Regions from separate parts of the Homo sapiens genome. Here regions 1, 2, 3, 5, 6 and 7 are each linked to region 4. Evidence: chromatin loops called from intact Hi-C (ENCODE). Cell type or tissue: heart left ventricle. All regions are shown on one strand. Each heading gives the region's core, and the rest is flanking DNA. Links, peaks and the distances in the headings are about the cores only.

Region 1 (4,472 bases), core at 363-4,362, 600 kb after region 4:
TATCACCTCATAGTCTCTGGGGGTCATCTCCTGAAGGCAGCTTTGGGGAGTCCTTTGCTTCAGGGGCTCTCCCAGGCTGCAATTAAGATGTCGGGTACAGCTGGAGACATTTGAAAGCTCAACTGAGGGAAGATTCCTTTCCAAGATTCACGATTGTTGGGATGATTCAGTTGGCCTGAGACCCTCTGTTCTTTACTGGCTGTTGGCCAGAGGCCAGAGGCCTGAGTTCCTCACCATGTGGGCCTCTTTGTAGGGCAGCTCATGACAGTACAGTTTCATCAAAGCACGTGAGCAAGGAGCACCTTTGAGAAGAGCTGGCCCGACGGAAATCAATTTTGTGTAGCCAAATCTCAGAAGTGAAATCCCATACTTTTGCCATAATCTTTTTGCTAGAAGTGAGTCTCTCAGTTTGGCCCATCGCAAAGGGAGGGGATTATAGAGGGGTGTGAACAACAAGAGGCAGCCGTCGCTGGGAGCCATTTCAAAAGCTGTCTACAGGCAGGGCAGGACGACTCACGCCTGTAATCCCAGCACTCTGGGAGGCCAAGGTGGGCAGATTGCTTGAACTTAGGAGTTTGAGACCAGCCTGGACAACATAGTGAGACCTCGTCTCTACAAAAAATACAAAAAATTAGCCAGGTGTGGTGGCGTATGCCTGTGGTCCCAGCTACTCGGGAGGCTGAGGTTGGAGGACCGCTTGAGTCCAGGGAATCCAGGCTGCAGCGAACCATGATAGCACCACTGCAGTCCAGCCTGTGCGACAGAGCAAGACCATCTCAAAAAACAAACTAAAACAAATCAAAAACCCCACACTGTCTTCCACACATAGTAGTCTCACAAGACCCCTGTTTAGATACAAGATTTAATCTAATTTGGAGAGGCCCATTTAAACAAGGAAACAGACCCAGAGAGGTTCAGTACCTTATCCCAGGTGACTCGGGTCATTGGTGGTAGAAGGAGAATGTTCTGTGAGATGCTAGCACCTGTGGATTTGCACACCACCACCTACAATGCAGGCTGCATTGTGCCCTGTGGTGAGTCTGCCTGGAGGAGGAGTCACAAAAGGGCCTGCAGTATTTGACTATGGAAGCAATTATTAAAGAGGCTGCCCACCCACTGCAATCCCTGCGGATTCCCGGATTTCATGAGCTGCAGGGCTGGCCTCCAGCCTCAAAGAGCTGCAGGCCTAGGAGAAAATCATGAGTGTGTGTGTGTGTGTGTGTGTGTGTAACAGAGAGAGGGAGAGGGAAAAGGAGAAAGAGGCAGAAAGGGACAGGAGAGATGAAAAGAGATAAAGAGATACAGAGAAACAAGTACAGAGTGACAGGGAGAAATAAATAAGGAATTAGAAAAATAGAGACAAGAGAGAAATATTTACAGAGAAAGCCAAAGAGAGTGGAAGGAAGGGAGGAAGGAAGGAAAGATAAAAGAGGGAAAGAAGGATAAAAAGAAAGAAAAGGGAGAAGGAGAAAGAAAAGGAAGGAGAGAGGAAAGTAGGAAGGAAAGAGGGAAGAAAAATGAAGGAGGGAAGGAGGGAGGGAGGGAGCAAGGGAAGGAGGGAGGGAAGGAGCAAGGGAAGGAGGGAGGGAGGGAGCAAGGGAAGGAGGGAGGGAGGGAGGGAGAGGGAGACACAGGGAGTGCCAGTCTTGCAAGGGAGGGGTGCGGGCTGGCTCTCCCAGCACCTGCAGGCGCAGCGCCCCCGCTGGAAATCTGAACTGCATTCTGGTCGTGGCTTCCCCCTAATGTCCTACCTAACCTGTTGAAGGGAATGCAAATTTTAAGGTATACAGCGACAGCAAGCTGTGAAGCGGCCTAGGCTGCCCAAGGCTAGGTCTGGCCGGGTGTTTGGAGCACCCGCAGGCCCCCCGAGGAGGGAGGCGCCCTGAGCAGGTGTCTGCTCCTTGGACGTCCCGCGCGGGAGCTCAGCTGGGAAGCCGGGCTCTGAAGACCGATGCTCTAGCGCCCCCTGCTGGCGCCTGGCCTTGATTCCGCTGCTTCCTTTCCCCTGAAATGAAGGAAAGCAGGAGGGTTGTGAGGCTTCATTGATTTCTCCCCGGCGGAGCAGCGATGCGGATGGGGATGAGGGGTGGTCAGAGGAGACCAGAGCTAGCGAACACGTTCCCTTCTATGACCTGGCCTGTGCTGCGACGCATGGTACCAGCCCTGGGTTGGCCTTGTACCTCCAGGCATTTGGGGGCCTTCCAGAGGCAGGAGGACGGCTTGAAACCAGGAGTTCCAGATCAGCCTGGGCAACATAGCAAGACCCCATCTCTAAAAAAAAAAAAAAAAAAAAAAAAGAATTATCTGGACATGTTGGCCCACCTGTGGTCCCAGCTACCTAGGAGGCTGAAGTGAAAAAATGCATCACTGTAAAAAAAAATCTAGAGTTTAAGACTGTGAAATGTTATTAGTCCTTTCTCACACTGCTATAAAGATATTACCCAAGAGGTGGGAGGATCACTTGAGCCCAGGAGTTCGAGGTTGCTGTGAGCTATGATGGCACCACTGCACTCCAGCCTGTGAGACAAAGTGAGAACTTGTATCTTTTCAAAAAAAAGAAAGAAAGAAAATAAATAAATAATGTATACTTTATTAGAACTATATGTACTTTTGATTAATGCATTAAATAGACCATAAGTGATGGGTCTACTCGCTATAATTTCAAAGTTGTATGAGCATCAATGTTATTACAAGATTTCTGCAGCACCTATAATTTGACAAAAAATCTGTGATTTCTGTTGGTGACAAAAGGTCAGGTTCTGTTTTGTCTACAGTGGTTTGTTGTTTACATTCATAATTAAAGGAAATGTTATCTTTCATTTAGAGGTAAACGAAACAAAGGGAATAATTTTCCCATCCAAGCTCATAGATTCCCTGAATCCTACACATGAAGCCCTGATGAGTCCCATGAACTTGTTAAGCTGCAGAGGGCTGGGCACCATGGCTCATGCCTATAATCCCAGAGCTTTGGGAGACCAAGGTGAGAGGATCACATGAGGCCAGGAGTTCGAGACCAGCCTGGGCAACATAGCGAGACCTCATCTCTATTTTTATTTTTATTTTTATTTTTATTTTTATTTTTAGAGACGGAATCTCACTCTGTCTCCCAGGCTGGAGTGCAGTAGTGCGACCTCGGCTCACTGCAGCCTCCGCCTCCCGGGTGCAAGTGATTCTCCTACCTCAGCCTCCTGAGTAGCTGGGATTACAGGTGTGCGCCACCATGCCTGGCTAACTTTTGAATTTTTAGTAGAGATGGGGTTTCACCACATTGGTCAGGCTGGTCTCAAACTCCTGACCTTGTGATCCACCCGCCTCGGCCTCCCAAAGTGCTGGGATTATAGGTGTGAGCCACCGTGCCTGGCCTTTATTTTTAAAAAATAAATAAAATTTTAAAAATAAAAGAAGCCGCCGAGGTAGCGTTCTTGCTCACATCTTACCTTGCTAGGGCACAGCAAGATGTCAGACACCATCCTCAGAGGTGAAACCCCCAAAAGTATTAAAGGCAGGTAGCAATTCAAAGTATGGATCCCCTGGTCACTAAGAATAGTAACAGTAATCCATTTTTAAAGAATAGCAACCAAAATGCCTTACATGCTGGATACCATGCAAGGGACTTTATCTCATTCCATCTGTCCACCCCAGACCTCTTAACTATCCCAGGTAACCTGACGATATCCCAGGCTCATTTCCTGGGTTATCACAGCCACCTTTCATACCTGGGTCCCTGGAGGGGGCTCAGGTCAGAAGAGGGTATGAGAGCCTGTTTGTCACCTAGGATGTGCTCCAGAGTGATTCAGCCACGCCCTGGCGAAATCTCTGCAGGGGGTTTTCTAGACTCTGTCCTGATAACAGAACCCTCCCATTTTGTCTTTGCTTTCAGCTTTCTTGATTCTAAGCTTCAAATTTTGCCATATACTGGGTCAAAGGTACGTACCTGTAATCCCAACACTTTGGGAGGCTGAGGTGGGAGGATCACTTGAGGCCAGGCATTCAAGACCAGCTTGGGCAACATAGCAAGATTCCATCTCTACAAAAATAAAAAAATTAGCCGGGCATAGTGGTGTACACTTGCAGTCCCAGCTACTCTGGAGGCTGAGGTGGGAGGATGGCTTGAGCCCAGGAGTTCGAGGCTGCAGTGAGCTAGGATTGCACCAACGCACTGTAACCTGGGCAACAGAGTGAGACTCTGTCTCAGTAAGTAAATAAATAAAATAAAATAAACGCCCACCTCTGTGGTCATATCCTTCAGATACAACAGATCAAGTCTTTGGGTTGCAGAGCAAGGATCAACTCTTGTGGCTATCACGAGAGCGCTGAGGTCATGAGCCATCCAGGAGCTGGTTAACTCTGCCCATCAGGACACTCAAGCAAAGGCCAATCCTGGTGGCCCACATCCCAAAGGCAAGCATGAGCAGGGAAACCCTAATCTGCATACAATCGCTTTTACGACAGGGCTGTGTGCTTCAGCAAAA
Region 2 (4,472 bases), core at 155-4,154, 110 kb after region 4:
AAAAAAATTAAATAAAAAAAAAAATAAAAATCTACTCTCTTAGGAAAAGAGCTGACAAACTCACTTACACTGAGGTGTAAGGGGCGGCTGAGGGCTTCATTGCTACCCTATCTCAGGGTATTTTAATTTTCAATGGTGTAAAACTGAGCTCCAAAGACCAAACTGAAACTTGCTGCACCAGAAAGCAAACTGCTTTGTCAAGGCCACTGGCTGTAGGTTTCAGCAATACCATTGTCCTCACAGCCTCACTGTTGGACGGGCCTAGTCTCCTGCTTAGGGCGTTTTTCTCCAGGGCTCTGCAAACTACACATCCTGGGTGCCTGCATAATTGGCTGCCTATAGGGGTGCCTTGTTATCTTTTTCTATAAGATGGGGAATACATTGCTTTGCCTTAGACTTGCTGTCATCTGTCCCACCTGGGAGGGACGGGCTGGTGTTCCCTCTGCTGCCAAACACTCCTGGATCGCAGGATGCAACCTCCAGGCTGTGTGCTGATGCAACCGAACAATAGCAACAAGAACCAGAAACATGGAATCCAGGCCAGCCCTCGGCGGGGGCACCTGCCCTTGACCTCCCTCGCAGCACTTCTGCGGGGTGTTTACAAAAACTGCACCTGCTCTAATAGCTGATGGTCGTGCTGGGAGAAAATAATAATCTAAGCCATTAGAGAGAGAGAAGAAAAGAAAGCCAGGACGGGGAAGGGAATGATCCATCCTCTGCTCTATTTTTGTCTGTGCTCCACGCTCACTGAGTGTCCTTGAGGGAGATGCCTAAGTTCTTTGTCTTGGTTTGTTACTGCCCTGGCAAAATCTCATGCATCGCCTGCCAGAACACCCAGGGAATCTCGTGGCTCCCTGACAATGCACAAACACGCTGCCACATTCTTTTTTGGGGGTCCAGAGAGTGGGAGGTAGGGTCAAAAACCACGGGAGTGGAACTGAAATACCCCCATTCATCCAATCATAGGCAGATCGCCTCCTTCTTTAAATTGCCTTTGAAAAATAGCTTTATTGTCTCCGTATGTAATGCAAGTAGGCATTCCCCCGGCAAGTTCGGGGGAGTAGCTGACATTTGTTGACTGTTTACTGTAGGTGTGAACTTTATATGCACCATTTCACTTGATCCCCATTTTCAAGATGAGAGAATTGGGGCTCAGAGGGGTGTAGTCATTTGCCTGGGACGGAACAGGAAGATGTCTGGAATAAGGGCCAGCCCTGGGTAGATGTGGTGGCTCATGCTTGTAATCCCAGCGCTTTGGGAGGCCAAGGCAGATCGCTTGAGGCCAGGAGTCTGAGACCAACTTGGCCAACATAGTAAGATCCCATCTCTGAAAAAAAAAAAAAAAAAAAAAGAAAAAACAGGGCATAATTGTGTACGCCTGTAGTCCCAGCTACTCAGGAGGCTGACATGGGAGGACTGCTTGAGCCCAGGAGCTTGAGGCTACTGCGAGTTATAATCAGGCTATGGCACTCCAGCATGGGTGACAGAGTGATACCCTTTCTCAAAAACCAAACAAACAAACAAGTAAACGGAAAATAGCCAGCCCCAGCACAGAGCTTAGCACACAGCCAGGGGCTTAATAAATAATTAGTGGCTAAATAAGAGTTTTGGAACTTTTTGGGGATGTTTTCCCATCACCCCACTGCCTCTTAATGCCTCAGTTTACTCACTTTTCAAATAGGAGTGTGGACTGGTGGACTAGATCTTTGTGTGTGATGGGGATGCGTTAGGGGGCACCCGTTTCTATCCTTGCTGAGTTTGAAATCACTTGAGAAATAAACACGGGAATCTGACCAATGGAGTGAAAAATATCCACTTTATTTATTGAGAGAAGCTGTGCTTAAGGGCGTGGCTTAGATCCATGGCCACAGTGAGTCTCCCACTAATCCACTCCACTATTTAATGTATTCAGCAAACAGAGCCAGAGCTGGGCAGCTCCCCTGTGGCACAGAGCACATTCCATAAGGCAGAGGGCAGAGCAGCCACACTCTCTCTCTGAGCAGGCAGAACTGTAGGAGAGAGCCCCAGAGGAACTGAGCCAAGAGCAGTTACTTTCTTTTGCAGTATTTCAGGCATGGAGGGGACTCTGGTTCCAGGGTGGGAGGCAGGGAAGGTGAGGGGTTGGGAAAGAGGTCTCTCCCAGAAGCCTTTCACATTTGCATCTAGCTGCATTCGGAATTTATTTATTTATTTAGAGAGACATGGTCTCACTCTGTCTCCCAGGCTGGAGTGCAGTGGTGTGACCATAACTCACTGCACCCTTCAACTTATGGGCTCAAGTGATCCTCCTGCCTCAGCCTCCCAAAGTGTTGGGGTTACAGGCATGAGCCATCACCCCACTGCACCTGGTCTGTGTTCAGTATTTATTATAAATGATGGGCTAAATATTGAAAGGTGGGGAAATGAAGGTCTCGCCAGCCCTGTGAATGACTGGGATTCTGTGTGTGTTCTGGCTTCCAAGTGGGATAATGAAATGGTGCCTCTCTCTGTGTGCGGTTAAACACCCATTCATACCACAAGGAGGTTGTAGTCAGCAGCCTGTCTGGTGGCCCCGTGGGGGTCTCCAGCATTTATACCCTTGTTAATCCTCTCCCCTGGAATGTGGGTGGGACCTATTGACTCATTCTAATAACTACAATGCAGCAGAGACCATGTGTGCCACTTCTGAAATTAGGTTATAATAAGACTGTGGCTTCTATCTTAGGGTGTGCCCTCTCTCCGTCTCTCATGTCACTCACCTGGGAGAACTCAGCTGCCACACCGTGAGGTCCCCTTGTAGATAAGCCACATGGCAAGGGCTTGAGGCCTGTCAGCAACCGTGTGAGTGAATCTGGAGGAGAATTCCCCCTTGTCCCCAGTCAAGCCTAGAGATGAGCCTGCAGCCCCAGCCGACAGTCCCATTGCAATCTAATGAGACACCTTGAGTCAGAGGCACCAAGCTATGCTATGCCCAAATTTCCCACCCATAGAAACTCTGGGATAGTAAATATTGTTTGGGCTGGGCACAGTGGCTCATGCCTATAATTCCAATGCTTTGGGAGGCTGAGGTGGGAGGATTACTTAGGGCCAGGAGTTCAAGACCAGCCTTGGCAACATGGTGAGACCCTGTCTGTACCCCCCCCCAAAAAAAAATAAATAAAAATTAGCTGGGCATGGTGGTACATGCCTGTAGTCCCAGCTACCTGGGGACTGAGGCAAAAGGATCACTTGAGCCCAGGAATTCAAGGCTGCAGTGAGCTATGATTGTGCTACTGCACCCCAGCCTAGACAACAGAGAGACACCCTGTCTTGAAAAAGAAATAAATAAATGAAATAAAAAAATACTGTGTTCATGACTCAGTTGGGGTAATTTGTTATGCAGCAAGAGAGATCTAATGTCAAAGCCCTTTCTCTTTTCTTCTGAGAGGTTCCTGCATGACAGCAGTATCTAGAAGGGCCAGTGATGCTTTAACCCCAAGGCTTCTGATTTCACGAAGCAGGGCTGGATCTCTGAAACGGCACAGCTGAGCAGAGCTTGGGATTGTTTTTCACTCCAGGCCCCAAAGTAGGGACACAGACAAGCTGGGACATGTGACGAGGCTCTGGAAAACAGGTTTAAAAATAACTTTACTAGCTCACACTCTGAAATTTAAGCCATCCATTTAGGAAATGCTGAGTGTGGCTAGAAAAATGAGTTTTACATTGTTATTCTTCAAGAATAAAGTGATAAGTGACTTCAGAGTAAGGGGAAGTGGTTGTTTGCAGAGCTTATTAAAAATAAGCTGTCATTTCTGTCCTATATTACATTTGAGTCACTGGGAGTTAAAACTCAGTTTTCTTACATTTGGGTGTTTTAAGAGACTTTGGACATATTGAAATAAAAGAATGCCTCACAGTTACACAGAAGTGACATTTCCCACGTTTTCCCTTAGAGGGTGGAACGTTAAAAGCTTGCCTAACTCTTTTGGATCCTTACCTAGTAGCTACTTCACAGCCTGGGGAGAAGACAGAAGTAGACAGAGATGCATGCCTGTCTCAGCCGAGACCGGAGAATTGTCAATTGTATTTAGATGAGATATAATCTCAGATATCAAATGTATTTTTTCGTTGTTTTTAATTTCAGTTTTTATTTTGGATTCAAGGGGTACATGTGCAGGTTTGTTACAACGGTTTATTGCATGATGCTGAGGTTTGGGCTTCAGGTGAACTCATCACCTAGGTAGCACAGTATCCAGTAGGTAGTTTTTCAACACTCACTTCCCTTCTTGTCTCCCTCTATTTGGAGTCCCCAGTGTCTGTTGTTCTCACCTGTTAAGTCCATAGGTACCCATTGTTTAGATCCCACTTATAAGTGAGAACATGCAGTATTTGGTTTTCTGTGTCTGCATTAATTCTCTTAAGATAATGGCCTCCAGCTGCATCCAGGTTGCCGCAAAGGCCATGGTTTTGTTCTTTTTTATGCCTGTCTAGTATTCCATGGCGTATACGTACCA
Region 3 (4,472 bases), core at 278-4,277, 280 kb after region 4:
TTACATGTCATGCATTTTTGGAGAACTTACAAAAGTAAGCTTTTAAAATGTTTCTCAAAGAGAATGCCTCAAATTGTGTAAATTTCAGGTCCCACAAAACCCAGGTTCATTTCTGGGATTTGCTATCTCCATTGGACAGATAAGAAACCCCCTAGGTTGCATGAGCAGAATATGCAACCGAGTTTCTCCCCGCGCCACCATCTTTTCGTTCATTTTTAAAGATAATATTTTAAAACTTTGTCTAATAATATTTTTAAAATATTTTAAAATAGTCTTTGTAGGGCTGCTTTTATACATTTAGCTGATTGGTTATTTCAGGCATAAAGGTATTCTCAGGCGCACCTGTATTTCCAGGTGGTTTTTTTTTTTTTGAGATCGCATCTTACTCTGTCACCCAGGCTGGAGTGCAGTGGTGCAATCACCGCTCACTGCAACCTCTACCTCAAGCTGGGCTCCCACTTCAGCTTCCCAAGTAGCTGATACCCAAGTGTTTTCAGTCTGTGTTTTATGTTCTTTCTAGGGCATCAAAGCTAATTCTTACATATATAAAATATTGAAATCTCTCTGAAAAAAAGAAAAAAAGAGATGATGCAGAAATGTCAAGTGTCCTGACTAATGTCTGTGCCAAACTCTGCGTTGAAGACCATTTTTTCACTGTGATCTCTGTCATAAATCCCTAAGCACAGAGAACTGGAAGTTTCCATTGGGGTGGAGAGAAAGGCCGGCATCTGGGAGGGCCCAGGGTATGGTCACCATGCAGGGGCTGGATTCTCTCCACATCCAGTCTTGAAGAGCTCAGGAACTCAAGTCCCATCAGGATGAGGAGTCTTATCTAAGTGTCTCACCAAATGCTTCCAGACAGAGGTAGACTTGGAAACCCATGGAACAAGCTAGGAGCAGAGATGTGCCCAGGGAGAAGGTGGCCTAGGAGGAACCCAGGGGAGGGGCAGGCCAGCTGACCAGACTGGGCTTTAGGAGCAAGCCTGCAGTCCATCAATTACCAGCATGGGGGTTGGAAGAACCCCCTGGCCACAGAATATGAATCAGACCTTCAGCAAGGTCAAGGGTTTTAAATTCACACACACGGTCCAGGCATGGTGGCTCATTCGTGTAATCCCAGCACTTTGGGAGGCTAAGGCAGGAGCATCACTTGAGCCCAGAGTTCAAGACCAGCCTCAGCAACATGGTAAAACCCTGTCTCTTCAAAAAATAAATAAAATTAGCCGGACATGGTGGTGCATCCTTGTAGTCCCAGCTACTCAGGAAGCTGAGGCAGGAGGATCACTTGAGCCCAGGAGTTGGAAGCTGCAGTGAGCTATGATCCGGCCACTGCTTTCCAGCCTGGGTAACAGAATGAGACCCTCTCTCAAAACAAAACAAAATTACACACAACATAAAATCACCTCTTCTGCACCGTCAAAATTAACAGACATAAAAGACCACATATTTTACGACTCCATTTTCATGAACCATGTGTATTAGGCAAATTTATAGGGGCAGAAAGCATGTTAGTGGTCACCAGGGGTTGGGAAAGGGGAGATGGGGAGCAGCTGCTCAATGGGTATGGGGTTTATGTTTGGGGTGATGAAAAAGTTCTAGATAGTGGTGATAGTTGCACAACATTGCGAATGTACTCAATGCCAGTGAATTGTATATTGTAAAATGGTCAAAACATTTTAAACATGGTAAAAACAATGAAAAAAGTGAACCAGTGCTTTTGAGATGTTTGGGGTTTGCGTGAGAACGACCTGGGGGTGCTGGCCAGTTCCACTAAGGCCCACTGAATTAGGGATACCGAGAAAGGAGCCTCGGAACCTGCATTTTCATAAGGTCCCCAGTGATTCTCACTCTGGGAATACTGGCAGGCATTTTCATTCTATTTTGTTTCTTAATTGGAACGTGCCATATGTGCTATGTTCTCGTCCCCAGCTGTCACAACCCATGCATTCACAGTGAGCAGCATGCCCAAACCTCAGCAGCTGCTGGTGGGGAGAGGTGTTGGTGATAAGCGTGGCAGTGGTGGCAATGGGAGTTGATGGTGTCAGAAGGAGTGTTGATAGAATTGTGGCAGTAGTAGCAGTGGTAGCAGGAACAGGGAATGAAAGCAGAAGGCAGGACCATATGGGATCCTTGTCCAGGGACTGACCTAATTGTGAGATTGCCCCACGCAGAGGTGGCCAGCCATCAGGATCCCAGTATTGGAGCCAAGCTTGGTGGCTCACATCCATAATTCCAGAGCTTTGGGAGGCCAAAGTGGGGAGCGGGGGAGGGATTGCTTGACGCCAGGAGTTTGAAACCAGCCCGGGTAACATAGCGAGACCTCATCTATACAAAATAAAATAAATTAGTTGGGCATGGTGGTGTGTGCAGGTAGTTCCAGGTACTCAGGAGGCTGAGGCAGGAGGATCGCTTGAGCTCAGGAGGTCGAGGCTGTAGTGAGCCGTGATTGCACCACTTCACTCCAGCCTGGGCAACAAGGCCAGACCCTGTCTCTGTCTCTGTCTCTGTATATGTGTGTGTGTGTGTATGTATGTATGTATGTATGTATTTATATGTATTTTATATATATATACTGTATATGTGTACATGTGTATATATACATATATATACACACATACATATATATGCACATACACAAACACACACACACACACACACACACACACACACACATTTAAATATATCTATATTTTAAAAGATTCCAGTTTTGGAAATGGCATGCCAAACCCTCACCATGTAGGCCAAAGTCACTTCCAAGGGGTTCAGTTTTTTAGATGAGGCAGGACAAGTAGGTCGTAGGCAGTGGGGAAAGTGGAGATGGACAGGGCAACACTGGGATTCTGGAATGTCAGCTCAGTTGGAGTAAGCTCTGGCCCACACTCAGGGTCTAATTCATCCCAGATGGAGTTAGGCAGGGGGGTAAATGCTAAGCCAGAGCCACCCAATATGCACTTAGCAGACCAGTTGATGCAGCAGCTCCCCATTTGAAGCTTGTAAGAAATACAAGTTCTTGGGCCACCTCAGACTTACTGGTGATTCGGATGCAGGTTAAAGGTAGAGGAACACTCACTCATCTAAGCTTAGACAGATTCTCCTGAATCTCCATACTCTGAAGGGCAATTGAAATATTCAGTAAGTCTCATCATCAAGGCTTAACAACTGTGTGAGGGTTGAGAGGTCAGGTTGCCCACCATTGTGGATGTGCAGACTTGGCCAAGTCCTGGACTGGGTGGCCACTTCCCAAGTACACATAAAAATCCCAAGCACTGACACTTTTGCATTGGTTCTGGAAGCAGGTGGAGCTGAGTCTGTTTTAGGACCACCAGGTTCGTATGTCCACTGTGCAGTAACAGATCAATTATGCTGAGACAGCAGGATTTGCAACAGAGAAAGAGTTTCATGAGTATAGGGTAGCCAAGTGAGGAGACAGGAAGAGATCCTCAAATCCACCTCCCCAACGATTTCTGGGCTGGGGCTTTGAAGGGGATCATGGAAGGTGAGAGGCTGGAGAATCAAGGTCATTCATTGATCAGGGTAAAGGGGATGAAATTATCAAGATGTGGAAACTGCGTTCTTTGGTGAGTCAGCTTCTTGTGGGGTCCTTCAGACCAGCTGATGTCAGCAGTTTCATTGGTATGCAGGACATGAAAGAATATCTCAAAGGGAAAACTTAATATTTTATAATGTTCAAGTTGTTATCTATAGAGCAGTTAAAGGGGACTGTAATCTTGTAACAGGGTCTATTGTCCTAGTCATTCTAGGACAATAGGCACTAAGAAACTATGATGAAACAGGTCAGAGACTAATGATTAATGCTGAATGTGCTGCACGCTTGGTTTATTTTAATTTTCCCCTCACTTCTTTCCTGATTTTTTTTTTTTTTTGAGACAGAGTCTCACTCTATTGCCCAGGCTATAGTGCAGTGGCATGATCTTGGCTCACTGCAACCTCCACCTCCCAGGTTCAAGGGATTCTCCCACCTCAGGCTCCTGAATAGCTGAGATTACAGGCGTGTGCCACAAAGCCAGGCTAATTTTTATATTTTTAGTAGAGACGGGGTTTCACCACGTTGGCCAGGCTGGTCTTGAACTCCTGACCTCAGGTGATCCACCCACCTTGGCCTCCCAAAGTGCTGGGATTATAGGTGTGAGCCATCACACCCAGCCTCCTGATTAATTTTATAAAGTGTATAGGGGCAATTTCAAGTCTACTAGGTCAATACTTGCTCCTGAGCAGGGCTCTGAGCCCAGGGATGGTACCGATAGTTTATTCTGTCATATCACTGAAAGTGCGGGATTGAGACAGAATTCTGTAATGTTCTTTGCTTTAGTTCTTACCGTTTTGTAGCTTTCTTTTTGCCAATTTATGCTCCATGAGCCTGGATGACATGTGTTTGTTTTATTGTTAAGGAGCAGGTATGCATACCTCCCTCTCCAGTCCTTCCTGATCACAGGCAGTGTTCGCTTCTCCCC
Region 4 (4,472 bases), core at 163-4,162:
ATTATAACAACCAAAACTCCAGTATCTTTTGCAATGCTCAGGGTTTTATGAGAGTGAAGGCTTTGCCTCGCGAATTCTAGCAAGAGTAAATGAGTTGGCCAAACCTCTGTAGAGAGATGAGTCCCTGGTTTCCCTTGGCGAAACTCCAAGTATTTTAACTCCTGTTATGGACTCAGATGAGATGCGATACATTTTTAACAGACAAACAAAGGGGACAGAGTCATGTCAAAGGCATATGTTATTTGAACCATGGTTGAGTGAAAAATGTATTTGAAATAAAAAATCCTTGCACAGAAATACCATTGGTCTCTTTCCTTTCAGTTTGCTCAACCAACCAACCAAAGAAACTCTTTTGATAAAGCTTTTGTAGTTAAACTGAGTTTTATGACTGGGAATGGTTTTGGGTGCCATCCAAGATAAATTTCTTCTTTTAAAGTCAAGAACAGATTTATTCTTTGGTGACCGAAATGGGACTGGAACCCAGACCTTATGGCGAGCAGACCACACAGCCACTGAAGTGTAGTTTTGTTGGTTTCAGAAGCAGCTGGTATATAATAAACGTTTAGTTGATTATGTTTTTGCATATATAACATGCTAGGCAGGTCCTTAAACTTTTAGGGTCATTGACTATGTTGAGAATCTGATGAAACTTACAGGTCTTTTCCCCAGAAAAATGTCTATGTAACATGCAGATACACTTTTTCATCTGATTGAGAGCTATTCATGAACTCCTGAAGTCTAGCTAGGGTGTCTCTAGGGAGAGGAGCTGGCTAGGGACATGGAATAGAGCTTTTCAGTAGAATCGAAGGCCCAGGTAAGGTTAGACACCACCAATTGGAAATGCCTGCAGGCTTTGAGATGATGTGGTTTTTCCCTGGGTACACTTGCTCTTGCCTTTGTCCTTGGGTTGAGAAAGAAGAAGGTGAAATTGATTCAGAGTTGGGGATTGCTAGGCTGGGGCAGTGGAAAAATATGATATACATGTGCATGATCCTTAATAGCAGGCCCTATTAGGAATGTGTTTGAAATAAATGACTAACCATGAACTCCAGAAAGAGGAGGGAAGGAACTCCAGAGGGGATAGAGAGGCATGGACACCTGGGAAGGAGAAGGAAGTTGTTGGCTGGAGAATATGTTTGTTTGGAGTTGAGAATGGGAGAGGTAAAAAGCTAGGGAACAGTAATAACAGGCTGGGATTTTAGTGCAGGATTGCAGGAGTGGAAGGCTCCTCTGTGAATACAGGGTTCAGGATGAGGCCATGACAGTGGGTCACTCATTGAGTAGTGTCCAGTGTCATTTTTGAACACAGAAGCTGCCCAGAATGCGTGCAGGAGCTGAGAGGAGGCTCCTGGAGGATGCATGATAAAGCCAAAAGTTAATTTGCATCAGGGACCTCTCTGGCTTTAGAGAAAGCACAGAAATCTCTCTGAAATTGAAATTTGCCTGGAAACTTCTCGATTACTCTGAGGCTGTTTCCTCTACTTTGTTTCCTGTCTTCCACTCCCAAATATGCACACGCTTGAGAGTCAGCCTCAAGCACATACTTAGAGCCACTTACTGCTTCTCGGGCACCCTAGCCCAATGCCTCAGCCTCCCTGGCTTCAGTCCTGCGGCTGAGTGAATGTTCAAAAATTATTTTTGCAGAAGCTTCCATTGATTGTGCTAGCTCCATCTGTAGTGTGGTTATAATAACACCCAACTCAACTGGATACTCCATGAGATGCTCAGTAACCCAAGTTTCTTCCCACACAGCCTCTCTCTTGCCTAACATGTGTGGCTAAAAATCATCCCTTGGGCCTTTTTAACTGTTTTGTGTCCACTTTCAGGTAGATTTTACAAAGCATGCGCCCTGAGGACCCGATTGCACCCAGGCAGAGAATTCCAAGGGAATGAAATAAAAAGACTATTTTTTTGCATATACATTTCTATGTTAAAAATCAAAACTTAAAATAATACACAGGCAAAAACAAAACAAGAAACCAAGCCCCAGAAAAAACCAAAACAACCGCAAAAACAAAAACAAAAACTTTAATGAGATCAAAATGATGAGGGGAAAACGATCAGCTCCATTTAGCTTTGCTGCCCGATTTTTATTAGTTGGCGGCCTGATTTCTATTTTAGACCCAAGGAATTAAATGGATCAACCGGGGTGGGGGGGCGTTGAATTCCAGTATTTCGAGTTCCTGGGTTTTGGGAAGAGGAAGAGGTAGTGGAAAACCAGGAGCCAAATGAATATGCTTCTTATAATAAAATTTGAACAGAGCAGCGGGTGGGCCTAGAAGCAGTGACTGGGGAGGTTAGAATTCTTGCACGCAGAGAACCCCCCCAAGCCCGCTCACGCCCGGCCTGGCTCCGAAGGTCTCAGAATCCGAGCCTCCAGGCCAGATTTTCCCTCTAGCCATTCCTGGCCACGCAGCGCGGAGCCGCGAGCACACAGAAAAGGATGTCTTCATCGCCAACCGGGATGGAACGAACCCGCCCGCTCAGGGAGTACTGAGAACTAAAGGGTCCCTCCAGCGCCGGCCGCAGCCAGCATGCCTTGACTGCCTCCATCCCGCGCGGTCCCCACTCTCCAGAAGCCCCCGCCCTGCCCGGGTGCGCGCGCGCACGAGTCGGCGAACCGGGGAGCTGTGCGCTCGGCAGCCTGCGGGCGGCGGCGGCGGCCGCCGACAGCCTCTCGGGGACAGGGTGGCGAAGAGCGGCGGAGGAGGAGCTGGCGCCGCCGCCGCTCCCCTCGGGCCGCGCCCCGCCCTCCGCCGCCACCTGCGCGTCCCCTCCGGGCTCCTCAGCTCCGGGGCTGTGTGGCTCTCGGTGCCGCAGCGGCGGTGTCACCGCGTCCGCCAATTGGGAGACTCGGCGTTTTGGCTCCCGGGGGCGCGGGACGAGCCGCGCGGCCGGATCTGGCGAGCGGAGGGTGATTCGGCACGCGTACCTCCCCGCCGCGCTGCCCGCGACGTTTTGGGAGGGGGTAGAGAACTGCTGTGACTTTTGAGGTCCGACTCCTTCCGGCCAGCCTCGCGACGCGCCAGCTCCGAGACAGGCCGGTGTGCCCTGAAGGCCCCGAAGGCTCTCGGCGCGGTTTGGGGGCTTGGAACGTGTCCGGGAGCCGGCGGCGCTGTGAGCGCTGGTGAGTTTGCCGGCGGGGTGGGGTGGACTCCGCGCGGGGGGCGGAGAGGACGTAGCGCTCGGCCCGGCGCCCGCCCCCTAGTGCTGCCCCCACTTTGAGAGTAATTGAGACTTGAGCGTGACTGCGGAGCCTGGAGGATGCGGGCTCCCCGAGCGGGCTTCCCCTCTGCCCGGCGCGATGGAGCGGGTCGGTGAGCGGAACAAAGGCGCCTGCCCGGGGGAGCGGGTCTTCCGCTGAAGAGCGCGGGTGGCGCGCCGCGACGGCCGCCTGCGGGCCAAGGTGGGAGGCTGTGCGGCCCCAGGCGCGGCGCGCTCCGCCGTGGGCGGGCGGCGATCCCTGAGTCCGGCACCTGTGCGCCGCTCCCTCTGTGCCTCCCGGGCAGCCCCGCCTGCCGGCCTCGGAGTCCGCGGCGCCGGCGGCTAGAGGTCCAGAGGCGAACCACTTGCTGGTGCAGAAGAGAAACCCTCAAATCCCTGGCCTTTCGCGGAGACGCCTGGACGGGGCCGTGCGCCGTGGACTGAGCAGGCGTCTCGGGGAGCACTTCTGCAGAGCGAGGACTTCCATGTGAGCGATTCCGTTCTCCCCACCACCAATCCGACCTCCCAGCCGTCTCCGCCGCCCGAGCATCCTTGAGGTGGGACGAGCAGGGGCTTGGATCCCTGCCGGCCGTCTGGTGTGTGAGGCTTGCACGGCCCCTGGCTGCCCCGCGCCTCGCCGGAGCCCGAGGGGGCGCAGGTCCGGGGCGAGGGCCGGCCGGGCTGTTTGATGGCTTCACTGAGAAGAGTCAAAGTGCTGTTGGTGTTGAACTTGATCGCGGTAGCCGGCTTCGTGCTCTTCCTGGCCAAGTGCCGGCCCATCGCGGTGCGCAGCGGAGACGCCTTCCACGAGATCCGGCCGCGCGCCGAGGTGGCCAACCTCAGCGCGCACAGCGCCAGCCCCATCCAGGATGCGGTCCTGAAGCGCCTGTCGCTGCTGGAGGACATCGTGTACCGGCAGCTGAATGGTAAGGACGCACGCCGGCGCCTCCGGGGCTCGACGCGGGCGGGCCGGGCACAGGGTGAGCCCCAGGGTCCTTGCGCGCTGCGCCCTGTGCCTGGGAGCCGGCACACCCTGGCTCCCGCGCGCTCCTTCTTACCCTTCCTGCCCCGTTTCGGGCAGATGGCCGGGGCTGCTGGAAAGAACAACTTGCCTGATTCTTTTCTGTGCCCCACCTGCAAATTTGGTTTTATCCTGGAAACATGTCAGTACAGTTGGCTCCCGGTCCCCGCGTGCGGACTGGAAATCATTCCCTGGCGACTCCAGCCCGAGCGCAGAAACTAGTGGAGGGGCCACATGGGACTGGAGG
Region 5 (4,472 bases), core at 143-4,142, 84 kb after region 4:
TCGATTTCAGACTTGCATGGGCCCTGTGACCCCTTTGTTTTGGCCAATTTCTCCCATTTGGAACAGCTCTATTTACCCAATACCTGTACCCCCATTGTATCTAGGAAGTAACTAGCTTGCTTTTGATTTTATAGGCTCATAGGAGGAAGGGACTTGCCTTGTCTCAGATGAGACTTTGGACTGTGGACTTTTAGGTTAATGCTGAAATGAATTAAGACTTTGGGGGACTGTTGGGAAGGCATGATTGGTTTTGAAATGTGAGGACATGAGATTTGGAGGGACCAGGGGCAGAATGATATGGTTTGGCTGTGTCCCCACCAAAATCTCAACTTGAGTTGTATCTCCCAGAATTCCCACCTGTTGTAGGAGGTACCCAGGAGGAAGTAATTGAATCATGGGGGCCAGTCTTTCCTGTGCTATTCTCATGATAGTGAATATCTCACGAGATCTTACGGTTTTATCAGGGGTTTCTGCTTTTGCTTCTTCCTCATTTTTCTCTTGCTGCCACCATGTAAGAAGTGGCTTTTGCCTTCTGCCATGATTCTGAGGCCTCCCCAGCCATGTGGAACTGTAAGTCCAATTAAACCTCTTTTGCTTCCTAGTCCCAGTGTGTCTTTATCAGCAGCGTGAAAACAGACTAATACACTTGGCAATTGGTATTTATTTATATGTTTCATAGATGTTTATGGTTTTATAAATACATAGTGTTCTCTGGTTTGCAATTTTCGGTGTGCCTTTGACATTTTATGTTAACTATATATCCATTTCTTAAGTGAATTTTGATTCATTTACTCAGTAACCCAGCCGTTTTTACTTTTATTTCTTTTTAGAAATCTGTATACATCCCTGAGAATACTTTTTATCCATGTGTAACAGATTTCACTTAACTAATCCAGTCAGGAACTCCTTTTTCTCCCACATGGGATGATAATTAAATTCTTTTATATTGGGTGTTATATTTGGATCATCTTCTGTCATCCTAATTTTTATTTTCATTTTAATCATTCTTTTGACATCTCTTTCCAATTATAACTGCAAAATCCTGGCCATTCCTCAATGCCTAATGCTTTCTTTTTTGTCCCCCTTATTGATTACATTCTTCTGGTAACCAGCCTGTTCCTACCATAGTATTACTGAACCAAATTGCTCAGCAAACTCTCATCTCTCTATACATCTGTTTAAACTTTTAACTACTTACGTCAGTCCAGCAATTTGGATCCTCTTCGTGGAAAAACAGTTGTTACTCTTTCCTTCTTAATAGTTCTGTCTTTGATACCAAATGTTATATGGCCCTCCTTGATCTGTGGTGGTATTGCTTCTTATTTTTCACAATAAAGTGGCCCTTCCCATGAGTGCCCTTGGTTTATCTCTTGGAATTGGCATTTAAACTCAGTTGCTGTTGGAAGTAATTCCAGAAGTGAAATTTGTCAGTGAGAGGTGTGCACTATGAATAGTTCCTTCAGGTGCTGGACGCACTTAGGTCCTTCTGTTGCAGGTGCTGTTAAATAACAGCTTTTCTGGACGAAGAGTACCTTGAAGTCTCTCTGCTTTTATTTCTGGGGTTTGTTTATGTCACTAAAGTCTCAGATGAGAGTTCTGAGAAAAGGCTTGTTTGTTACGTTTCTTTAAAGGTGACCTAGTATCTCTTTTTCCTTGCATTAAGAAGGCATTTCCCAAGAGAGGGATTGATATCTTCCTCTTTGACAGTTCTGGAAGAATGTCATGAGCCCCTTTCATCTCCAAACTGGATTTTAAAACAATGTGGAAAAACTGCTTCCTCCCAGGGCACATTTTTCTGTTACTTCTTGATTTGGCTTTTTTTTTTTTTTTGACATGGTGTCTCACTCTTGTTGCCCAGGCTGGAGTGCAGTGGTGTGATCTTGGCTCACTGCAACCTCCGCCTCCTGGGTTCAAGCAATTCTCCTGCCTCAGCCTCCTGAGTAGCTTGGATTACAGGCAGCTGCCACCACCCCTGGCTAATTTTTGTATTTTTAGTGGAGATGGGGTTTCACCATGTTGGCTAGGCTGGTCTTGAACTCCTGACCTCAGGCAATCCACCTGCCTGGGCCTCCCAAAGTGCTGGGATTACAGGCGTGAGCCACCGCACCTGGCCTTTTGATTAAGCTTCACAGACACCCTTCAATATGAAGATTAGGTTCCTTGTTGCATACATCATTTGCTCCCCTGCATTCATTGAATTCTACTTGATTCTCTGTAACAAGTTTCATTGATTTGATGTTTTGCAGAACCAATTCTGTTTTGGACTGCATTTCTGGGATGTTCTTAATTGTCTTATCATTTTATCCTAAGCTTCTTTTAAACCCCAGTGTAACCTTGATTGATTTTGAAATGCCACCTTTCATCTTTTCGGGAATGAATGCCAAGTGTTCTCTGCATAACACTGTTTGAATCTTGTAGTTGTTCCATTTTGGTTACCAGAGTCCAGTTCCGGATTCATTCCCCTTGCTGGCTCCTAGGGCTTAGAGCTCCTGCCACATAATGAATTTTCACTGATCCTTTTTTTTGCACCTTGTTGTTGTTTGTTTTCTGTTTATTGATATTCTTAGTGGAGGAGCCTGTTTTGTCATCTTAAGTTTTTAGGCAGTGTTGTCATTATCGTTGTGTTTTGAAACGGTCTTGTATTTTATGTTTTTTCCTGATGTAACTGTTACTCTAAAAAATGAAGATAATTTACTGAATTTCTTTTTATCTTTATTGTATTGTGACAATAAAATTAAAAATTCTGTCTTAAAGTAGAGAGGATTGTAAATGTACCCCCACAGACCCCATCTGTCACCTGGTTTTTACTAATGTTCAGTTTTTCAATCTTTTTCGCTCCCACCCCACAGACACCCTTGTTCGTCCTGGAGTATTTTAAAGCAAATCCCAGATACTATGTCATGTCACCTGTAAATGTCGGATATTATATCCTGGGGCTTTGCTGATGTTTCCTCATGGAATTTAACTTGCTTCTGTAGACCCTTGTATTTGCTATAAACTGCTGGTTAGAACAAGGGCAGCGTTCTCAAACATTTTGGGCTCAGGAACCCTTCACAATCTTACAATTTATTGAAGACCCCCAAAATGCTTGTATTGAGATAGGTCATACGTATTGATATTTTGCATATTAGAAATTTAAACAGAAAAATTTAACACATCAGGAGAGATAAGCACTTCCTCCCTTGGCCATTAGAGAGCTGATGTCAGGCTGAGGCAGGAGGATTGCTTGACCCCAGGAGTTTAACACTAGCCTAGGCAATATCATGAGACCTTGTCTCCATAAATAATAATAATAATAATAAAAAAGCCAAGCGTGGTAGTGCACACCTGTAGCCCCAGCTACTTAGGAGGCTGAGGTGGTAGGATTACTTGAGTCCAGGAACTAGAGATTGCAGTGAGCCAAGATCGCACCATTGCACTTCAGCATGGGCAACAGAGCAAGACCCTGTCACAAACAAACACCAAAACATGAAGAGAGAGAGAGAGAGATGATGTCGTGATATATCATGCAGCTTCTGGAAAACTCTGCTGTACACTTTGTAAAGAATGAGAGTGAAAAGGGCAAATAAGTCTTTGTACTATTAAGAAAGTAGTTTTGATTTTGTGGACTTTGTGAAGTAGCTCTGGGGGAACGCCAGAAGCCTCAGACCACACTTTGAGAACCCCTGATGTGGTGACTCAGATACATTCAACTTCATCTTTGCTTTTGGAGGGGAGAGGGCAAGTATACCTCCTAGGGGGTAATGTGCGCTTCTTACAACACACACACATATACGTATATTATACATATGTAACACACATATACACACACACAAATACACACACATACATATCTACACACATACACACAGACACACACACACACATATACATATATATACAGACATACAAATACACATATATACACACAGACACAAACACACACATATACACATATATACACAGACACAAATACGCACACATATATACACAGACACACAAATGCACATATATACACAGAGACACACAAATACACATATATACATACACATATATGCACACACACATGTATTTTTATTACTATAGTAGTTATATAACTACTTTATGTCTGGGAGTACAACTTTAATACCTTAGTCATTTATTTTCTCCTTTATTGTTATATAATTTCCATGTGTGTATTTGTGTGTTAATTTTCCACTTAAAAATTTTTAAAATTTGTTTTTAGTTTTATTTTGTTTGAGACAGGGTCTTGCCCTGTTGTTTAGCCTGCAGTTCAGTGGTGTGATCTTGGCTCACTGCAGCCTCAACCTTCTCAGCTCCAGTGATCCTCCCACTTCAGCCTCCTGAGTAGCTGGGACTATGGGCGTATGCCACCATGCACAGCTAATTTTTTCGTGTTTTGTTTTTTTTTTTTTTTTTTTTGAGATAGAGTTTTGCCATGTGGCCCAGGCTGGTCTTGAACTCCCATATGATCGCCCACCTTGGCCTCCCAA
Region 6 (4,472 bases), core at 283-4,282, 380 kb after region 4:
ATGCAATTCCTTTGGGAGCTGATCCCAGAAAGCACTGTCAGGGGAAGGGAGGCAGGACATGGGAACAGAGAGATGGAGGCTTAATTGGGTCACTGCTATGGGCAGCTGGGGTTCAACCTGCCGGAGATCCCCAGAGAAACGGGATGCAGCATCCTTCAACACTGCCCCAAGAGAGAAGAGGACACTGGGGGTCTTTTGTTTTTCTTAATTAGCTTTATTGAGATATAATGTACATGACATGCAATTCTCCATTTAAAGTGTACAATTTTTTTTTTCTTTAGACAGGTTCTCTGTCTCTCATTCAACCTGGAGTACAGTGGTGCAATCATAGCTCACTGCAGCCTTGAACTCCTGGGCTCAAGCAATCCTCCTGCCTTGGTCTCCCGAGTAGCTGGGGCTACAGGTGTGCACCACTGCGCCTGGCTAATGTTTTTTAATATTTTGTAGAGATGGGGCCTTGCTCTATTGCCCAGGCTGGTCTCAAACTCCTGGCCTCAAGTGATCCTCCCACTTTGGCCTCCCAAAGTGTTGGGATTACAGGCATGAGCCACTGCACCTGGCCCCTGAAATGTAAAATGTAATGGCTTTTAGAATATTCACAGAATTGTGTGTCCATCAACACAATCCATTTTAGACCATTTTCATTACCTCAGAAAGAGACCCCATACTTCTTAGCTATCATCTCTCAGCCCCTCCATCCCTCCCAGCCCTAGACAATCACTAATGTACTGCCTGTCTGTAGATTTGCTGAGGTTTTTGTCCACCCAAATTTTGTCCTCCATCAGTTGGGTCATGCCTGGGTGCTAATTTCCTGCCACTTCCAACTTGCCTCAGAGTGCAGACTCATAGGCCAAGGTCATAATCGCTGGGAGAACACGGAATCCACCCAGATCAAAAGGCCCTGGAAGCCAAGGGCTTCAGCAGGTGTAGGGAGACCTCAGGGATGCAGGCCAGGTCCTGACAGTGTCTCCTTACCAGGCTTCCTCTCCATTCTTCTCATTCAGGGGTCTCTTTTGCATCCTTCTCTTTAAATTGTGCCTTTTATTCTTAAGCTCCAGGGAGGCTGTTATGAAAAGCCTGTCCTCATGATGTTCATTCTATTGATTGCATCCTCTTCCCAGGTAGGAAGGGAATGTTGGTTTGGAGAAGAAGGTCAGGGTATGCCTGTCTGAACTGAGACCTGCAAGATGAGGTTGGACCAGCCGAGGCTGGATGCAGTGCCTCACACCTGTAATCCTAGTACTTTGGGAGGCCGAGGCAGAAGGATCCCTTGAAGCCAGGAGTTCCAGATCAGCCTGGGCAACATAGTAAGACCCCATCTTCACAAATAATAATAATAATGATAGAATTAGCCAGGCATGGTGGTGCACACCTGTAGTCCCAGCTACTCAGGAGGCTGAGGCAGGAGGATCACTTGATCCCGGGAGGTCAAGGCTGCCGTGAGCCATGATCATGCACCATACTCCAGCCTGGGTGACAGAGGAAGACCCTGTCTCTAAAAAAGAGAGAGAGATGGACCCAGCTTAGCAGGACAGGGCCGAGCATCTCAAGCAGTGGGTTCGAATGCACAGACAAGGAAGTGGGAATGGGCTTGGATTTGGCAAGGATCAGATAGGAAACCAGGGTGCCTGGAGTGTGGGTAATAGGGGTTGAGGGGCAGAATGAGGTTAGGGGAGAGCGTGAGAGCAGCAGATCCTGCAAGCAACCCTCGTGGCCCTAGGCAATTTTATTGCAACAGCAATGGGAAGCCTTTTGAAGACTTTCACGCAGTGGCACAGCCTGATCTGATTTCCTGTTGAGACCTAGTTCATTTGCCTAGGACTTCATCCCTTTAGCAATGGATTCCTGCAAGGCTTCTCCAGCCCCATGTGGCCCTTGTCCAGCCATTAAACTCCAGTCCTAGGACATGGGCCCTGTCACTAGCACCCCTGCTAGCCTAAGTATCACTTTATGCAAATTAGGCAAAAGTACCCTTTTTGAAGACCCTTTCCTGCCATCTACTGGAAAACCATCATCATTAATAAATAAGTCTACCATAGTGCCCCCTATAGTTGGGCAGTGCACAACCTCCACAACCTTAGGTGGCAGTCCTGCATATCACCCACAACAGACATCTCTGATGCTGTTGCTTGGATTGCCCAGGGGTCCCTTCTCTTGTCATATTTCCCAGAGTTGTGCTTCTGCTAGACATTTCTGGTAGTCACTGCCATGTACCACAGTACTCTTAGGACACATGTCCCATCTGCCAGGATCAAAAGGAATTTTTCCTTCTATCTGCAGTTAAGTCTCAACACTAACCCTATGTCAATGTACTAATTTGGGTTCCAGCCTTTTTTTTTTTTTTTTTGAGACAGAGTTTCACTCTTGTTAACCCAGGCTGATGTACTGACTCACTGCAACATCCTCCTCCCAGGTGTAAGCGATTCTCCCGCCTCAGCCTCCCAAGTAGCAGGGACTACAGGTGTGTGCCACCATGCCTCCTAGCTAATTTTGTATTTTTAGTAGAGACAGGGTTTCACCTTGTTACGCAGGCTGGTCTCAAACTCCTGACCTCAAGTGATCCGCCCGCCTCACTCCTCCCAAAGTGCTGGGATTATAAGTATGAGCCACTGTGCCCGGCCCTGGGTTGCAGCCTTCTGACATCATGGAAGTTCCCCTTCTTTGCTCTCTGTGTCGTGACACGTGACAGTGAGAGGTAGCCCAGGGTAGCTGTTCTTCTGTCTGGGTGGACATGCCCTGACTTCCAGCTCCTTAGGAAAGCCTAGCTGTCTCTGACTCATAAAAGACCTCCAAGTCGTCCACCAGCCTTCTGGGAAGATGTTCTTTGAAAAACCGCTTCAGTCAGCTTGGGCCATGAGCAGAAATGTTCAAGACGGCAACGTTGCTTCTCAGCTCTTTCTGTTTCTCTGCTCTGATGCCCCTTCAGAGATGAACGTGAGAGACCATTGAGGCTGGAGCTATTTTTCAGGGCTCTCTGGTCCACCCCCTGGGAAGTGGCCCACTTTGGCTGTGCCCCAGTTATTCTGGTAATGAACTGTGCCCAGGTACTGCCCTAGGCATTGTTCCCTCTCTCTGTTCTGACAACCAGGCACAAACTTGTCTCCTTGTATGCAAGGGGAAGGCAGTGGTGGAGTGGGGAGAATGAGGAGAATCAGGCCTGAGGCCCAGGTCGGCTGTCAAGGGAAACATTTCATGATTGTCAAATGGGCCAAGATTCCTTTAGCTCCAACCTGGCCTCCTCTTTTTTGAGCACTGAAATTTCTCAAAATGGCAAATGGAAACTGAAACACTACATTAAATAGCATTTCTGTGCAATTAAAACACATTAAAATGGCAATTAAGTTTCACAAACAGCCTTTTCTGTGTTCTCGGGTTGATTAAGCTGTTTGTGTTGTTTTTCAGGGATGGTTGTTGTAACTAAAGGCTGAGCTGTCTTTTATGGATTGGGCCGTTCCCTAGGAGTCAAGGAACCCTGAATTCCAACTTTTATTCCTCTCTTGGCAATTTCACTTTATTTTCATTTGCAGCTCTTTATTAGTCTGTGAGAACAGACTAATACACCACTCCACGATTGGAAAATTTACACATATACAAAAGTAGAGAGAAAAATATAACAAACTTCCCTGCACCCATCACCCAGCTTGAACGATTATCAACTCATGGCCAATCTTCCCTTGGTGTTTTTTTTTGTTTTTTTGTTTTTTTGTTTTTTGGTTTTTGAGACTGAGTCCTGCTGTGTCGCCCAGGCTGGAGTGCAGTGGCACCATCTTGGCTCACTGCAACCTCCGCCTCCCCAGTTCAAGCGATTCTCCTGCCTCAGCCTCCCGAGTAGCTGTGACTACAGGCATGCTCCACCATGCCTGGCTAAGTTTTGTATTTTGAGTAGAGACAGAGTTTCACCATGTTGGCCAGGCTCGTCTCTAACTCCTGGCCTCAAGTGATTCGCCCACTTCGGCCTCCCAAAGTGCTGAGTCTACAGGTGTGAGCCACTGCTCCCGGCCCCTTGGCTATTTTTTTTTTTAATCCTTTAAGGTACTAGTTAACTTTTCCTAGGAGAAAAAGTATGTAGGAAAATTTAGTAAGAGAAATTGACATGGAAGAAAGGCTTTCTGTATCCTGGGACTGTGGGTTCAATGATAATTGAGACAAATGGCACTGCTGCTCTGTAGAGTGTAAGGTCTGGTTGGGAAAACAGATGAGTCAATTACAGGAATTCACAGTGGAGAGCTGGGCATGGTGGCTTATGCCGGTCATCCCAGCACTTTGCAGGGCCGAGGCAGGAGGATCATTTGAGACCAGGAGTTTGAGACCAGCCTGGGCAATACAGCAAGACTGTCTCTACAAAAGCAAAATTTAAAAATTTAGCCGGGCATGGTGGCATGTATCTGTAGTCCTAGCAATTCAGGAGGCTGAAGCAGGAGGATTGCTTGAGCCCAGGAGGTCAAGGATGCAGTGAGCTATGATCATGCTAC
Region 7 (4,472 bases), core at 346-4,345, 280 kb after region 4:
AGGTAGGGGGATCACTTGAGGCCAAGAGTTCGAGACCAGCAGGGCCAACATAGCAAAATTCTGTCTCCACTAAAAATACAAAAATGAGCCGGGCATGGTGGCAGGCACCTGTAGTCCCAGCTACTTGGGAGGCTGAGGCAGGAGAACTGTTTGAACCCAGGAAGTGGAGGTTGCAGTGAGCTGAGGTCACGCCACTGTACTCCAGCCTGGGTGGCTGAGCAAGCTTCCATCTGAAAAGGAAAATAAAATAAAAATAAAATAAATCAATGGCATCTTCCCAGTTTCCTAGACTGAAACTTTGATGCTCATGATACTGTCATCTAAGTAGATCCAATTTTTCACTTAGGTGTTTTTTGGTGTGGTATTTTAGAATAGTGAGAGCTCACGTCCAGATCTGCTGCATAACTTAAACAACTTTTTCCGTTAATGCTCCCAGCCAAAACAGTTTCTCTGTCTGTGACTCCTCACAGCACTCTTCCTCCGTGACCATTTTTTTTGGGCGAGTGGGGGCCATTAGCCTCATTTACCTTATAATATTGAATATTATAATTTGTTTTTATTTTATTTTTTTTTTAGGCAGAGTTTCGCCCTTGTTTCCCAGGCTGGAGTGCAGTGGTGCGATCTCGCCTCACTGCAACCTCCGCCTCCCAGGTTCAAGCAATTCTCCTGCCTCGGCCTCCCGAGTAGCTGGGATTACAGGTACCCGCCACCATGCCCAGCTATTATTTTTTGTATTTTTTTTTTAGAAGAGACAGGGTTTCTCCATGGTGGCCAGGCTGGTCTCAAACTCCTGATCTCAGGTGATGCACCTGCCTTGGCCTCCCAAAGTGCGCCTTCCTATAATTTTTAAACGTATCTCATCTCCTTAACTCGATTGTAAGCATCTTGAGGGAGCACTTGTGTCTGAATTGTCTTTGAGCACAGGCCAGAGCACAACTCAGTATCTTATAAAGTCCAGAATCACACTGCAGGGACTGGGAAGGAAGCCTGCTCAGTGTCACTTGTTCTTAAACCCTGATCATTGGAGGTGGCATCTACCTTGATGTTTCCATACACTGTTGTTTGGAACAGTGTATCCCTGTACATTGTAAGAGTGAGAATGGTGTCTACTGCTATACAGTAGGCCCTAGACTTTATAAATCATTTTGGTGGCCAGGCACAGTGGCTCATGCCTGTAATCCCAGCACTTTGGGAGGCTGAGGTGGGTGGATCACCTGAGGCCAGGAGTTCGAGACCAGCCTGACCAACATGGCGAAACCCCATCTCTACTAAAAATACAAAATTAGCCGGCTGTGGTGACACATGCCTGTAGTACCAGCTACTCGGGAGGCTGAGGCAGGAGAATCACATGAACCCAGGAGGTGGAGGTTGCAGTGAGCTGAGATCGCGCCACTGCATTTCAGCCTGGGCAACGAAAGAGAAACTCCGTCTCAAAACGTAAAAATAAATAAAAATAAAAATGATATTGGCTAGTTAGAAAGACAATCTGTTGTTCATAGGAAGTTATGTAATTGATCAACATTAATAATTATGATAAACCAATTATTATTAGATTTACCATTTATTGAATGCATATTGAGTGCTTTCTATATAGCTTTTCCTTTAGTTGTAGCAGCCATAAGGCTAGTACCAAATGATTAGGCCTTATCCTTTTACTCCTTTAATACCTCCCAAAGCTCTTTAGATGTGAGAAGGCCAGTGGTAATGACCCACACTTTCTTTTGCCAACCTTGCCAATCCCTACCCATATATCTTCCCTGAAGTCTCGCAACTTCTTAACAAATGAGGAACTCATTTGATACCCGGATGTGGTGAGTGATGTAGCCAGGAGCTGACATCCTGTTCCTGGGAAGAGCCACGACTAAGTTGCAGGTCACGTGGCAGCTAAGAGGTAACAGTGCCTCCAGAACTCCTGGCATGGTGCCCAGCGCTCAGCATTCAGAATATTCTCCCTGAACTTACAGAGATTCCTGCAGTCACAAGCCAACCCTGGTCAGCAGGCGGGATTCCCCTTGTAGCATTCCATGACCTGTGGCCTTTAGTGACATGTCCCTGAGTCCCCCAGCACCCATGCAGGACATGTACCTGGAGTGCAAGTATCTAAGAATCCCCTCCCTGTTAGCCCCTCCTTTTCCTCCCTATACCTGGTGATTTTTATGCACACAAAGTATCACTTTTTTTTTTTAAATGCCTTTAGTTTTATTTATTCTTAAAATTAGACACCAGGTCTTTCTCTGTTGCCCAGAATGGAGTGCAGTAGTGTAACTATAGCTCACTGCAGCCTCCTGAGTTCAAGTGATTCTTCTGCTTTGGCCTCCCGAGTAGCCGGAAGTACAGGTGCACAACACTGCACTCAGCCAAGTATCAGTCTTTATGTCTATAGAGTTAGATTCAGTTGAGTTGTGTTTCAGCTCTCCCGTTAGCCCATATGTGACCTTGGAACAGGTTAGCCTCCCTAAGATTATGTCTTCATTTGCAAAATAGAATTAATTTAGTTAATTAATGAAATTAATCTAGCAACCTCCTAGGGTTTCTGCAAGGATAAAATTAGCTCATAGAAATGAAGCACTTTGCCACCTGCTTGTTGCAGAAGGGAGGGTATTCAATCCCTGGTAGCATTAGTTCTGCCTCCAAGGTAGCATTTCTACTACTGAGCAAAGACTTACATTGCATCCCAAGGCACGTACTGTAAGAACGAGTCTGTGTGCAGATGGAAAAGCCCATATAGAATTTGATAAACCGGACAAGGATTCTGGCCAAGTTTGGAGGAAGGGCCACTAAGAAAAGGAATCTTGAAGGACGTCTGCCGGCTCATAGCAGCCGGGATATAAAAGCCAGGCCTGGTTCCCATCCCGCTGTACGGATTGCAAACTGTCAGAAGATAGCTGTCCTGGGTGAATGCATCAGAGATGTCTTCTGACTCCTAGACTGATGAGATTTTCTTTTCTGCCAGAATTACTAACATGCGATTTTTTTTGAGATCTTTGAACTCCCTGAAGATCTGTGGGCATTGCAGTGGGTTAGATGCAAATTTGAAATGACATGTTTATAGACCTTCTTGCATTTTTGTCATTTGCAGAGGAGCTGAAGGTCCCCCTAGAGGAGTATGTCCACAAACGCTACCCCGGGCTGGTGAAGGTGGTAAGAAATCAGAAGAGGGAAGGCCTGATCCGCGCTCGCATTGAGGGCTGGAAGGTGGCTACCGGGCAGGTCACTGGCTTCTTTGATGCCCACGTGGAATTCACCGCTGGCTGGTAGGTCATGAGCTGAAACTCAGGGGTGCTCAAGACCTGCATTGTGGTTGAGAGGGGCTGGAATCTGGGAGGTGGGACATTTCACCTGTTACCTGTAGTGGCACTGGGAGACTAGAGAGAGACTCGTCAAAGAAGAAAGTGAGACCATTGTCTGGGATAAAGCTAGGGAGCAGGGAGAAATTTGTCTGCCGTCTGTTCAGTTCACCATCATTGGCATCATCGTCATCATCATCGTCATCAAAATCCCCAGTGAAAATGTTTTATCAGGCTGGGCATGGTGGCTTGCGCCTGTAATCCCTACACTTTAGGAGCCCAAGGTGGGTGGATCATTTGAGGTCAGGAGTTTGAGACCAGCCTGGGCAACATGGTGAGACCCTGTCTCTACTAAAAATACAGAAATTAACCTGGCATGGTGGAGCACGCCTGTAGTCTCGGCTACTTGGGAGGCTGAGGCAGGAGAATCGCTTGAACTTGGGATGCCAAGGTTGCAGTGAGCCTAGATCGCGCCACTGCACTCCAGCCTGGGTGACAGAGAGAGACTCCATCTCAAAAAAAAAAGAAAAAAAGAAAACGGTGTATCAATTAGATAAAACTCAACAGAATCCTTGCAAATGGTACAAGACAGTCATATTTTTCTTGTTCTCTTTTCCTTCTTTGCTGCTCTGTTTGCAGGGAAGGATGGTTGTCTGTCATTGTGAGAAAAGAGATATAGTTATAATTCTAACTACTCAGGTAAAGCTCCCCAGAATGTATGGGATTATCTTTCACATCATTCGGAGGAAGGTGAAGCGCATTTTCTGCAGATAGGCCCTGATATTTTTCCAGGTGAAAAGAACAGAATGTGAGAAATTGGTTGAGTGTACGGGGAGTAGAAGATTTTGGATGCACAAAGAGTGAGGCCACAAAAATGCCAGAATCATGTTAAAATTGGAATAGGACTTTCCAGTTTTAAAGCATGGTCAGATAATTGTTGCTAAGTAACCAATGATCCATCAAGTTAGAGGTTAAATAACCTGTACCCTGGGTTGCTTAATTAGTAAGAAGCAGAGTCTTGTATTTCACAAATATGTTTATTTACACTCATTGAGGCCTTCTTGAGTAAGTGTTGTTCACTGTACTAGATTTGAAGAACCAATATCCCATCACTAATTAACATTAAAATGTCTGTTCTTCTTCATTTGCAACAACCTCTAGAATCCTTTTAATGGCAGGATAAAA

What was found. Hi-C counts contacts between places; a loop is a spot of excess contacts. Peaks named below come from ENCODE experiments on the same cell type or tissue, not always from the same donor. Only the 100,000 strongest peaks of a DNase experiment are listed, where the experiment ranks them.
Region 1: a loop joins it to region 4, with 7 times the contacts of the local background. A loop is called at or near these places in 25 of 110 quality-filtered maps.
Region 2: it touches region 4 in a loop (5-fold over the local background); 19 of 110 quality-filtered maps call a loop at or near these places.
Region 3: it touches region 4 in a loop (4-fold over the local background); 9 of 110 quality-filtered maps call a loop at or near these places.
Region 5: it touches region 4 in a loop (2.5-fold over the local background); 10 of 110 quality-filtered maps call a loop at or near these places.
Region 6: a loop joins it to region 4, with 2.4 times the contacts of the local background. A loop is called at or near these places in 4 of 110 quality-filtered maps.
Region 7: it touches region 4 in a loop (14-fold over the local background); 10 of 110 quality-filtered maps call a loop at or near these places.

The regions. Positions count from the first base shown.
Region 1 is chr7:71,731,494-71,735,965 of GRCh38, forward strand. No RefSeq gene overlaps it. Among named protein-coding and RNA genes, the nearest start is that of MIR3914-1, 430 kb to the left of the region's middle. RefSeq lists an enhancer at 1,770-1,959. In heart left ventricle, for the core only: CTCF peaks have their summits at 1,960 (motif pointing left) and 2,168; DNase peaks (open chromatin) are centred at 1,703 and 1,948; H3K4me3 peaks cover 304 bases.
Region 2 is chr7:71,236,182-71,240,653 of GRCh38, forward strand. The region is part of intron 1 of GALNT17 (polypeptide N-acetylgalactosaminyltransferase 17); the gene reads left to right. Among named protein-coding and RNA genes, the nearest start is that of MIR3914-2, 69 kb to the right of the region's middle. RefSeq lists an enhancer at 2,896-3,396. In heart left ventricle, for the core only: a CTCF peak has its summit at 1,966; a DNase peak (open chromatin) is centred at 1,960; H3K27ac peaks cover 4,000 bases.
Region 3 is chr7:71,406,380-71,410,851 of GRCh38, forward strand. All of the region lies in intron 3 of GALNT17 (polypeptide N-acetylgalactosaminyltransferase 17), which reads left to right. Among named protein-coding and RNA genes, the nearest start is that of MIR3914-1, 100 kb to the left of the region's middle. In heart left ventricle, for the core only: no CTCF peak of the experiment used is centred there; a DNase peak (open chromatin) is centred at 2,002; H3K27ac peaks cover 558 bases.
Region 4 is chr7:71,128,911-71,133,382 of GRCh38, forward strand. GALNT17 (polypeptide N-acetylgalactosaminyltransferase 17) reads left to right here and starts at 3,234. Exons shown (of 11, transcript NM_022479.3): 1 at 3,234-4,130. The coding sequence starts at 3,893. In heart left ventricle, for the core only: a CTCF peak has its summit at 2,640; DNase peaks (open chromatin) are centred at 2,531, 3,241, 3,341 and 4,141; H3K4me3 peaks cover 2,066 bases; H3K27ac peaks cover 1,959 bases; H3K27me3 peaks cover 1,321 bases.
Region 5 is chr7:71,212,765-71,217,236 of GRCh38, forward strand. The region is part of intron 1 of GALNT17 (polypeptide N-acetylgalactosaminyltransferase 17); the gene reads left to right. Among named protein-coding and RNA genes, the nearest start is that of GALNT17, 83 kb to the left of the region's middle. In heart left ventricle, for the core only: no CTCF peak of the experiment used is centred there; no DNase peak of the experiment used is centred there.
Region 6 is chr7:71,509,685-71,514,156 of GRCh38, forward strand. All of the region lies in intron 5 of GALNT17 (polypeptide N-acetylgalactosaminyltransferase 17), which reads left to right. Among named protein-coding and RNA genes, the nearest start is that of MIR3914-1, 200 kb to the left of the region's middle. In heart left ventricle, for the core only: a CTCF peak has its summit at 2,054; no DNase peak of the experiment used is centred there.
Region 7 is chr7:71,412,810-71,417,281 of GRCh38, forward strand. GALNT17 (polypeptide N-acetylgalactosaminyltransferase 17) reads left to right here. Exons shown (of 11, transcript NM_022479.3): 4 at 3,080-3,254. Among named protein-coding and RNA genes, the nearest start is that of MIR3914-1, 110 kb to the left of the region's middle. In heart left ventricle, for the core only: no CTCF peak of the experiment used is centred there; a DNase peak (open chromatin) is centred at 1,922.